Regions from separate parts of the Mus musculus genome. Here region 2 is linked to region 1. The links are chromatin loops, found by intact Hi-C in ENCODE. Cell type or tissue: heart. All regions are shown on one strand. Links, peaks and the distances in the headings refer to the core of each region. The heading gives the core; the rest is flanking DNA.

The links. Hi-C counts contacts between places; a loop is a spot of excess contacts. Peaks named below come from ENCODE experiments on the same cell type or tissue, not always from the same donor. Only the 100,000 strongest peaks of a DNase experiment are listed, where the experiment ranks them.
Region 2: a loop joins it to region 1, with 2.5 times the contacts of the local background. A loop is called at or near these places in 22 of 42 quality-filtered maps.

Annotation. Positions count from the first base shown.
Region 1 is chr8:90,873,670-90,879,046 of GRCm38, forward strand. All of the region lies in intron 2 of Chd9 (chromodomain helicase DNA binding protein 9), which reads left to right. Among named protein-coding and RNA genes, the nearest start is that of Chd9, 48 kb to the left of the region's middle. In heart, for the core only: no CTCF peak of the experiment used is centred there; DNase peaks (open chromatin) are centred at 2,862 and 3,652; H3K4me3 peaks cover 1,812 bases; H3K27ac peaks cover 1,794 bases.
Region 2 is chr8:90,825,529-90,830,905 of GRCm38, forward strand. Chd9 (chromodomain helicase DNA binding protein 9) reads left to right here and starts at 3,307. Exons shown (of 40, transcript NM_177224.2): 1 at 3,307-3,386. In heart, for the core only: a CTCF peak has its summit at 3,280 (motif pointing right); DNase peaks (open chromatin) are centred at 3,273 and 4,033; H3K4me3 peaks cover 1,751 bases; H3K27ac peaks cover 1,516 bases.

The DNA of each region.
Region 1 (5,377 bases), core at 135-5,134:
TGACAGCCTTCCATTTTTTGTTGAGCCCTGCACCATTCATATCAGGTCATTTGGCTTTGGCTGTATTTATCTGTGTGCTTGGAATCTGCTGAGCCCACTGCAGATTTCCCCCACCCCCACCCCTCTACTACCTTGCCTGTCCTACCCATCCTTAATCTTGCCATTCCTTCGCTTTTATTTCATACATTTCCCAAAAAGAAATAGGGTTTTGGGTTTTTTTTTGTTTTTGTTTTTGTTGTTTGTTTTTTCTCACTTCAAAGAACACCCTGTTACATGTAGCCCTCCAGAACCTACAGGTAGCTTTCTGGAACCTACACGAAGAGTTCTGGAACGCACTGCTTCCCTTATACTTTTCGGCTGGTAGCCTTCACGCGTGCTGTTGTGTATAGCTGTGCTCCAGAGTTTGTCTCTGCAGCTGGGTTGCTGTGCTTTCTCTCGAGTTCCATGCAGAGTTTCCCTCCCACCCATGGACTGTTGGGCTGTTACCAGCTTTCCCATCACACTGGATGAGGTGATCTGGATCTCTTCATACAGGTCTTCTGGAGAAACCAGAAATGTACCCATTCACCATTCCAACAGCCATGACCTTGATGATGACCTGTATCCCTTCATTGCTGGATAGTCTTCCCCACTGGAAGGATGCAAATGGAAACTCACTGTGTTCACTTGGAGCTTATGTACTGTCCAAAGGTGTTTTACAGCTGTGGGTAGTTCGGCGGGGCCCTTGAGGATCGAATGAAACACAGTATACCTCTGAAGTCTCCCCCAGTTAGCACTGCATTATCCTCTTATTTAACCTGATTCCCCATTATCCACTATAGTGCCTGGTAGCTCATTATCATCATAAAAACAACAATAACACAGTAATTATAGATAACATTTATTCAGTTAACTGAGTGCCAGGTACTATGCTAAACAGCACCTCTTCCTTTATGATTATAATATCACTCACCCATTCATAAACCCTAGAAGGTAGGTTCCATGTCATTTCACATTTTGTAGATAGGGATGGAAGTGAAGACTCTGCCCCAAAATCACAGAAGTAGTAAATGATGACGTCGGAGTCTACACCTGACACTGAAGCTCTTAATACCACATCATAGCTGCCCAATAAAATCCTTTTTCAAATCTTTAGTTAAGTTTTCTATATTTGTTTTTAATTTATTTAGGGGCAGGGTTTTATAATGTAGCCTTGGGTGCCTTGGAATTATGTAGACCAGACTGGCTTCAGACTCACAGATCTGCCTTCCCTTGTCTCCCAAGTGCTCGTATTGAAGGTGTGCTCCATACGTATCTGTGTGTATGCATATATGTGGCGGGGTGCATGTGAAGACAGGAAGAAGGCATCAGATTCCCTGTAGCTGGATAAAGGTGGGTGCTGGAAACTAAACTCAGGTTCTCCGCAAGAGCAGCAAGTGCTGTTAACTCCAGAGCCTTCTCTCCAGCCTCCCCGCCCCCCAGTAATTTCTTTAATGAAGTTTCTTCTGTCCAGAACCTTAGGAAGTACTTTTGGCTTTTTTGACTTTATAACTCATCAATTATGGTTTTTTGTTTTTGTTTGTTTGCTTTTTTGTTTTGTTTTTCAAGGCAGGGTTTCTCTGGCTGTCCTGGAACTCACTCTGTAGACCCGCCTGGCCTTGAACTCAGAAATCCCCCTGCCTCTGCCTCCCAAGTGCTGGGATTAAAGGCATGCACCACCACTGCCGGGCATCAATTATATTTTAAATGTATCCATGTTTTGCTTACGAACAAAGCTTAAAGTAATTTTAATATCTTTAAATGTAACTCACGTAAGTCATAATTAGTTACGCTTTCTCAGTAAGCACTGTGCTGACTTGAGAACTCACCATGAGAGAGAACTAACCTACAGATTGTTCTCAAATGTCAAGAGGTGTTCACAGTTCCTTCTTTATCAAAAAAACAAAACAAAACAAAAAAAAACAAAAACAAAAAACCTATATCCTGTTACTATATTTTTTTCTGGCATTATTCACACTTACTACCCCTAGCACATCATCTAAGTAACATGTTATTGTGTCTATTACTGACCTGTATAACTCTGTCATACGATGTTCATTTACTAACCCCATGTGTTCATGATGCCTGGCACACAGGCTGCCCCAAATGTTTGTGGGATGTCTGAAATCCGAGAGTGAATGAATGAATGAAATGAACAGGAAACCGAACAAGTCGTGACATTTGCTTTCGTATTCAGATTTTGTGCTTTTTTTTTGTTAAAAAAAATAATTTTTTTTTTAGCTGACTAGGTTTTCATATTTCAGACATTCCTTTAGACTGGTCAAGAAGCTGAGAAACCGTGATTTCGTACCTATTGTGTGCCTAAGAGATCAAACAGGCATAACCTGGACACCCAAATCAATGCTTTACTGTCGTTTCCTTTATCTCTTATAAAGCAACAGTGGGCGGCCTGCTTCATCAAGTATAGACTCTGGCAAAAAAGCAGAACGCCTTTGTTTTCTAAACAAAAAAACTCCTGGCAGCTCTCATATAGCTGTCTGGATCAGCCTTGGGTATTCCAACTCAAGGCACCCATTACACACACAAAACATCTGATATTTGTGTAACAGGTCCTTAACCCCTGGCCGTGGTGCTTATTGCCGAAGGGGCGGTGGTGCACTAGATAGCTGCAGAACTCAGTAACTTCCCTCCCCGTGAAACAGTCTGTGGCTCAGTTCTCAAAGCTGGGCCAAACAAGTAATTATAGCTTCCCTCTGTGGTGTGCAGGGCAGGAGGCTGATTTAATAAAGGAAGCCTGCTGTCTGTCTCCAGCCTGCTTGTGACTCATGGAACCCGGGAGTCCCGGCAGCACTACCCGAAGAGGGTGGTGAGCGGCTGGGGGTGGGAGGTAAAGGGGTAGCCAGCTCAGCTAGCCAGAGCCCCAAGAATGAGGAAACTCCCCGCTTGGCGGGTAGGAACCAGCAGCTGGAGCCAGAGGAAGTGAGGCTGGGACAGAGCAAGCAGCTGCTGCTTCTCCCCGGAAAGAAGGCTCGTGCCATGTGGACATCTACAATAAAATGGGTTAGTGGTTTTTATATTCAGAATCGGGGCGGAGGGGGCACAATCAGATTGCCTCTGTTAGGGGTGGCTGCCTGCCTGCCTGACTCTATGTGATATGCCAGTGGCCTTGGTTTCTCTGGAGGTCTGGGTGGATGGAGTCTGGATTGATCCTGGATGTTAATTTGGTTTCTCACTTTGGCAGGGAGGTGGCTAATGAGGTGTTCACAGCCGCAGAGACAGTGGGAGGGGGTGGTTTTAGCTGCTCGTGGGCTGACAGCTGCTTTGGAGAGGATTTGGATGCCACCTCCGATAGGTCACCACAGGTCATCTTATCCTTCCTACGGTCTCCAGCAGCTTCTTCCTCCTTTGCTGACAATCAGCCAGACAGGCAACTTGACCTCCTCTGTCTCCTGCTGGCCCTGCCGGCAGGGAGATTCCAGAGTCATCCCTCCCTCCCTCCCTATCCTTCCCGCTGAGTCACCACACCTCCCGGTCAGGTGATCCTCCCCTGGGCCCTTCTGAGAGCACCTTGACCTATATTCCGAACTCCGTGACGGTAGATTGTAATTGTCCCGAGACAAGGCCCGCCAGGCAGCGGGCACGGTGCCCTGGTAGCCCCGGCTGCAGACAGACGCCCCGGGCAGCGGGAGGGGCGCTCCCTCCCCCGGAAGCCAGCAGCGAGAGGCCTGGAAATGGAAAGTTAAGAGGCTGGAGGCTGTGTGCAGGCGGGTGGCAGAGGAGGGTGGTGGCAAGCTGAGTCAGCTGGGAAAGCCGACAGCTAGCCACTGGGAGCTGCAGGCTCACCCCTGCCCCTCCCCAACCCCCTCTCTGAGGGATGCCAGCTCAAGGCCAGATGCGGGACAAACGCCATTGTGGCTGGCGACATGACCGCCCACCCGAAGGGGAGAAGTGAGTTAAGATGTCAATAACGGGACAAACCTTGATGTTTCATCTGGTCAGTCAGCCTAGGAAAACACACACAGGGGGCAAGCTGTCATCCCTACGTTACCCACAGAATGGCCTCTACGTGTCTTGTGTATGGGTTCTTTGTGCAATCCTGTGCAGTCTTTGTGTCTTCTGAAAGAGAGGGCAGTGGGGGTGCTGTGGGAAAAGGGACTGAGAGAGGAGTCAGAGTCAAACTTGAAGCCCCGTCCCCGGGCATAGTGCCTGAAAAAGGTGACCAATAGCCAAAGATCACAGTCCCCTTTGAGTTGGAAAGAGCTCTGAATTCAGAGGCATTCTTAAAATCTCCCTTCAACAGCCAGCAGTACTGTGTGTGACCTTACAAAGTTAAGTCCATCAGTCCAGTGGGGATTTTAGTAGACTGCTTCTACTGAATCTCAGGGTCCACATTAAATCCGATGACTAGAGTAAGGTTTATTCGTTATGTATAAGGGTGCATACCTGAGCCCGCACTTGGTGGTACAGGCTAGGAATCTCAGGTAACTGGTAGGCTGAGGCAGGGTGATCAAAACTTCAAAACCAGCCTGGGCAACTTAGTGAGACCTTTTGTTCAAAATAAAAAGCAAAATAAACAAGTAAAAAATAAATAAATAAATAAATAAATAAATAAATAAATAAATAAATAAATAAATAAAATGAGGAAGGGCTAGAGAGATAGCTAAGAAGCTAAGCATTGGCTGCTTTTCCAAAGGGACACAGATTTGATTCCCAGTAACCACTTAACATTACATCATTTCCAAAGGTGTTTCTTCAGGCCTCTGGGATACCAGGTACATGCACGAGGCATAGACATACGTGTAGACAAAAATGCCCAAACACATAAATCAACAAAAATAAATAAGTAAATAATAAAAGACAAAGAGCTGAGATCCAGGTATGGTGGATTGCACCTATAACTCCAGTACTTGGGAATTAGAGTCGGGGAATCAGAAATTCACAGTAATCTTCAGCTACATGAGGCGAAAATCTGAGGCTAGCCAGGGCTGCGTGAAACTGTCTCAGGAAGGGATGGGGGAGGGAACAAGAGGCGGAGTCACCGCTGACTTTAGGGTTATCTACCTTATCAAGCAGACAGCCCCACAAGTTAGTCTTACTTGTTTTATTCCCTTATATAAGAAAAGATACATGTTTATCATAGTTTAGGTAAAAGCCTGCAGATGAGGCACACTTTTCAATGTTGCTTTTGCTTGTTTCTCCCCTCCCAGGCTCAAAGCCAGAATGATACTAAGTAAGCTCTCCATTACCAAGCAACGCCCTTAACCCCAGCACAGTTTTCATTTATATTTAGACAAGGTTTCCTGTCTGTAGGTTTCAGGCTGGGATTGAACTCACAATGAGCTTGACCTTGCACTTTGGTTCTTCCTATCTCCAATTCTCCAGTGCTGGGGTGACAAGC
Region 2 (5,377 bases), core at 277-5,276, 48 kb before region 1:
AGGGCATAGCAGAGAGGAGAGAGCTGCTGTGGGGACGGGGCAGGGGCAGTGGAAGTGACTCAGGTTTTTGAAAGTGAAAGAACAGGAATTCACCTGCCAGCTTGTCCTTAGGGCTGCCAGCCTTCTCTGACCTTCACCATGGCTATGCCCCGCAATGAGCAAGCTGGGACCCGCTTCTCTGTGACACACCTACTACCCTGCCTTTTGCCCTTCTAGGCATTGATTGCCCACAGGACTCTCCTTCCACCTGCCTCCCCACCTCTGATGTTCGTGTTGAGCAGATTGCTCCAGGGCAGAGTCCACAGGTGAAGGAGGCGCTCACGCACGGGGTGACTGAGCGGATTGCTGGGTGGGGTGACAGGATGCATGGCTTAGACTTTTCAAAAACTGCCTGGGAGTTCCACTGTTGACACCATCACCACATGACACAGGGAGAGCTGGCAGGATTAAAAGAAGTTTTCCATATGACTTAGCACCTTGTGTATCTACCGCTCCTCACTTCTGCTTCTGGGGATCCATCCATTAAACGGTTATCATTTTACAATACTGTACATGGCAGTGAAGAACTGAATTTTGTCATGCTGAATGAGTGTGTGTGTGTGTGTGTGTGTGTGTGTGTGTGTGTGTGTGTGTATACACATGTAAACTGTGTTAACATGAGGCAGGTATGTAGCTCAGGGGTAGAGTCCTTGCCTAGCAAGCTTGAGGCCCTGGGGTCCATTCTCAGAACAACAAAGTGTTTGACTATTACATTAAATATAAACTGGAAAAAGGCAGAGGTTTTGTTTTTGGATTTTTTGTTTGTTTGTTTGTTTGTTCGTTTTTGTTTTTTGAGACTGGGTTTCTCTGTATAGTCCTGGCTGTCCTGGAACTCACTTTGTAGACCAGGCTGGCCTCGAACTCAGAAATCCGCCTGCCTCTGCCTCCTGAGTGCTGGGATTAAAGGCATGCGCCACCACGCCCAGTGAGATTTTTTTTTAATAATGTTTTATATAAATTCTCTAAAGCTGGGTATAGTGGTGCACTTTTTAAATCTCAAGTCTCAAGCTCCAGGCCATCCTGGTCTATGCATTAAATTTCAGGTCAGCCAAGGGCTACATAATAAGATCTCTCTCTCTCTCTCTCCATATATATTACACATGTGTATATTTAAAGATTGTGTATATATGTCTATATATATGTATATATATGAATTCTCAAGAATTTATTTTGAATATATTCATCACTCAGGTCCTCCCAGATCCTACTCATTCAACTTCTTGCTGATTCTCTCTCTCTCTCTCTCTCTCTCTCTCTCTCTCCCTTTTCCTCTCTCTCTCTCTCTTTCTCTCTCTCCTCTCTCCTCCCCTCCCCTCCCCTGTATCCCTCCCCAGTTTCTGTTGCCTGCTATTCTTGCATGTGGAGCCTACCTAGGGTATGGTCGCTATACCTTGGGGTCCAACCATGACTTAACCTCTCCAGGTAGCTATCAACCCCAGTGGTTCCTCAGCTGGGTGTGACCTTCCTGTCCACCTCCCTACTCCACGCTGGTATTGTGTCTGCTTTGTCTCGCTCACTGTGGTGTGCAGGCTGTAAGTGTGGGAGAGCTTTTGTGGTGTTCTTGAGTGGATCCCTTGTCTGCTCAGTGTCTGAGGTATAGAGACTCAGTTAATATTCACTTAAAGAAGAAACAGGCCAGGCAGTAGTGGAGCACACCTTTAATCCTAGCACTTGGGAGGCAGAGGCAGGTGGATTTCTGAGTTTAAGGCCAGCCTGGTCTGCAGAGTGAGTTCCAGGACAGCCAGGGCTACATAGAGAAACCCTGTCTCAAAATAACAAAGAAGAAGAAGAAGAAGAAGAAGAAGAAGAAGAAGAAGAAGAAGAAGAAGAAGAAGAAGAAGAAGAAGAAGAAGAAGAAGAAGAAGAAGAAGAAGAAGAAGAAGAAGAAGAAGAAGAAGAAGAAGAAGAAGAAGAAGAAATAAAGGTTGCATGAGTGCATTAAATAATCCAGCATTTAAAAATAATCCACTAAAAATTATATACTTGCATACTGTGTGTGTGGCAAGTGCCTATACCTGCTGAGACATTTCCCAGGCTAGCCTGGAGTTTACTATGTAAACCAGACGCTGCTTCTGACTCCCGAGTACAACCAATCACCACTCCGGCAATTTTTTGTTTTTTCTAAATCCACTATTTTTTTTAAGGGATTCATTATACTTTTTTTAAAAAAGATTTATTTATTTATTATATGTAAGTACACTAGCTGTCTTCAGACACACCAGAAGAGGGAGTCAGATCTCGTTAGGGATGGTTGTGATCCACCATGTGGTTGCTGGGATTTGAACTCAGGACCTTCGGAAGAGCAGTCGGGTGCTCTTACCTGCTGAGCCATCTCACCAGCCCTAAATCCACTATTTTTGTAACACTGTCCACTATGTCTTAGTTAGAAGAAAATACTGAAACCTGCTGGAAAGGACCGGCCTGAAGATCCCCTCAGCTCTACAATGCGTGGTAATAGGACTTCCGTGGACAGTGGACTTCATTTAGCGTCATCTGATCTTAATTATCAGCTAATTAGTTCTCAGCCTGGAGCAGTTCTCCCTCCAACCAGGGAGACATTTGGAAACCCAAAGGGGTGTTTTTGGCGTCACAGTGATGAAGGAGGTTGTTGCTGGAATGTGAGGCTAAGGAGTCAGGGATGCCAGGCGACCCGCCAAAGACATGCTAATGAGCCTCCGGAAGAAACACCACCTGGGTGGCCAAATCCCAAGGGTTCTAATTGTGTCTCCGGGACTCCACCCCCGTACTGGTACAGACAGGGTTGTTACAGACAGGTCAGCAGAAGGTAATGGAGGCATCAGAAAACCAGGGAAAGGGTGGGAGGTGACGTGAAGGACTGCTGATAGGGATAGGCATCCCTGGGCTTGAAATAAACCCAGTCCGTGGCATCCTCGGATGCTCCCAGGGTGTTTAAAGGAGAAGCCACGCCAGACTAGGGCGTACTGAAAGCTGACGGTGGAAAGGAAAGATCCATGAGCCCTGCCAGGAAAATCCCAGGGTGGATCCCAGGTCAGAGGCCCAGACCTGACAGCTCCTCCACGCCTCCAAGAAAAAGTACAACAAATTCCGTTCCCCACGCTCCCCAAGGGGTGAAGGTGGTGCAGCCCAGGCCAAATCTGCGCCCCCCCCCCGGGCTCCGCGGTGTTGGAAGCCACCAGCGTGGGAAGGCCCAGCTGCATTTCCGCCCTGCACTGCGCTCGCACCTCCCAGCCCCTGCCCGCGCTACCATCTTACGGCCACTAGGTGGTGCCTGCGCTCTAGTGGCGCCTGTCTGGCGCCGGCGAGGGAGACAGATGGAACCAGAGTCCTAGGGTTCCGGGGACTGGAGGACAGCGCCGGCAGCTAAGGTAAGGATTCCTCGGGCGTGTCCCTAGAATGTCTGAGGCTGGGGTGGGTTGGCCGCCGCGCAACCTCGTTTGTGGTTTGCATTGATGACCAACGAGGACAGAGCGGCCACATGTGCTGTTGCCCCAAGAGGACCTGGAGCCCCGCTGTCCCAGAGCTGGGCCTAAGCTGAGCAGAACCCCAGGTCCCTGGCTCGCACTCAGACATCCTTCACGAGCCTGGGCCTCCGGAAGGCACGCCCAGCCCCCACACAGCAAGTCTTCAACACAGAAAGGTGGGACTGCTGTCCTAGGGTGCCTCCAGTTGAGCTGAGGGGAGAACAGGATCGCAGCACTTCTCAAACTTGGGCATGCATTGATTGTTGGTTAAGGGATAGTAAGGCATGCTGCTGTCTGGGTTCCATGCCTCCACCCCCACCCCGAGCCCCAGATGTAATTGGTTTGAGTTGGACGTGGGGAGCTTTTATTAAAAACTTCCCCCAGGGGATTCCAGCTTGCAGCCAGATTCAAGGGCTCTTTGACCAAAAGAGTTAGAGAAGACCCTATTACAAGCCCGGAAGGCTTCTCTTCCCTCCCCCTCCCTCTTGCCTTTTCAACCAGCAATTGCCTCTGCCTTTGGGCTGTCAAACTCAGTGTGACAAGCCAACACCCTACCCCAAAGGGTGGAACTCAGAAGTGCCAGAGAAAAGAGAGCCAATCAAATCATGTACAGTATGAAAGGGTTCCCCAAGTGGATAGGAGGAGAGAGGGGTTCTCCCCCACTCTAATCCCAGATGAGTGCAGGAGTGGATCCAGGCTGCACTCATCCTTCTGATCAATGGAGCCAAGCACACCCGGGGGCGGGGGGGGGGGGTGGACGACGACTTTGTAACTAGTAAAAAATGGCCCCGTGAATCTTATGTAACAGCCAAGTGTTAGCAGCAGGAGCCTGGACTCTCCAGAGCCAGCCCTCCCTTATTTGTGTCTTTAAATAAACTCACTCAATCACCCTCACTTTCAGTTTCCACATCTATGGAATGGGTACAGAGGTATAAAACTCTCAAGAGTTGCTATGGGAACGATTAAGACTGAAAGCCTGTGTTTACAGATAGTAGTTCTGTGCCAGGCACAGTTCATCCTGTGCACCATCACAACTCTTATCATAATCCACAGAGTAGCAGGTACTGTAGACAGAAGTAACCCATCTGGGAGCTAAGATACCCCACTTTGATGTCCCAAAAGCTGGGACTTAGGAACCAAAGGGCTTGCTGGAAGTTATCAACATGATCAGAGGCAGACTAGGAGCTAGGAATGTGGCTTTGTTGCTAGAGTGCTTGCTAAGTATACATGAGACCCTAGGTTCTCTCTCTCTCTCTCTCTCTCTCTCTCTCTCTGTCACACACACACACACACACACACACACACACACCACACATACACACACACACACACACACACACACACACACCAAGCAGATACCTAGTCCAGGGGTGAACCCATGGTCACGAGCATGACCCTTCCACTGAACTTCTTCAATCCATCAATGGAAATATAATCGTTATCCAGCACGTACTGTGTGCCAGGTAGGCTTCCTGACACAAACCATAAAATGTGGGCAAGACAGAGAGGGGTAAATCAGCCCTCTATGAACTCATACACAACAATGAAAACAGCTAGGAGTTCACGAGATCTACATTATATTTAACAAACTCAAAGACTTGCTAAATTGGATTGTGTCTCCCCAAATCAATACCCCTGGTACTTTGACAGTCATATTTGAACCTTTCAGAACATCAAAAATATTGTCGCCTGAGTTCAGTGTGTTAGTGCACACCTTTAATCCCAGCACTCAGAAGGCAGAAGCAGATGGTTCTCTAAGTTCGAGTCCAGTCTGGTCTACAATTTGAGTTCCAGAACAGCCAGGGCTACCCAGAGAAACCCTGTCTTGAAAAAAACAAAAACAAACAAAGAAAAGAAAAAGTTGTCAACCAATGTTCCTGTCCTGAGCTGAGGTC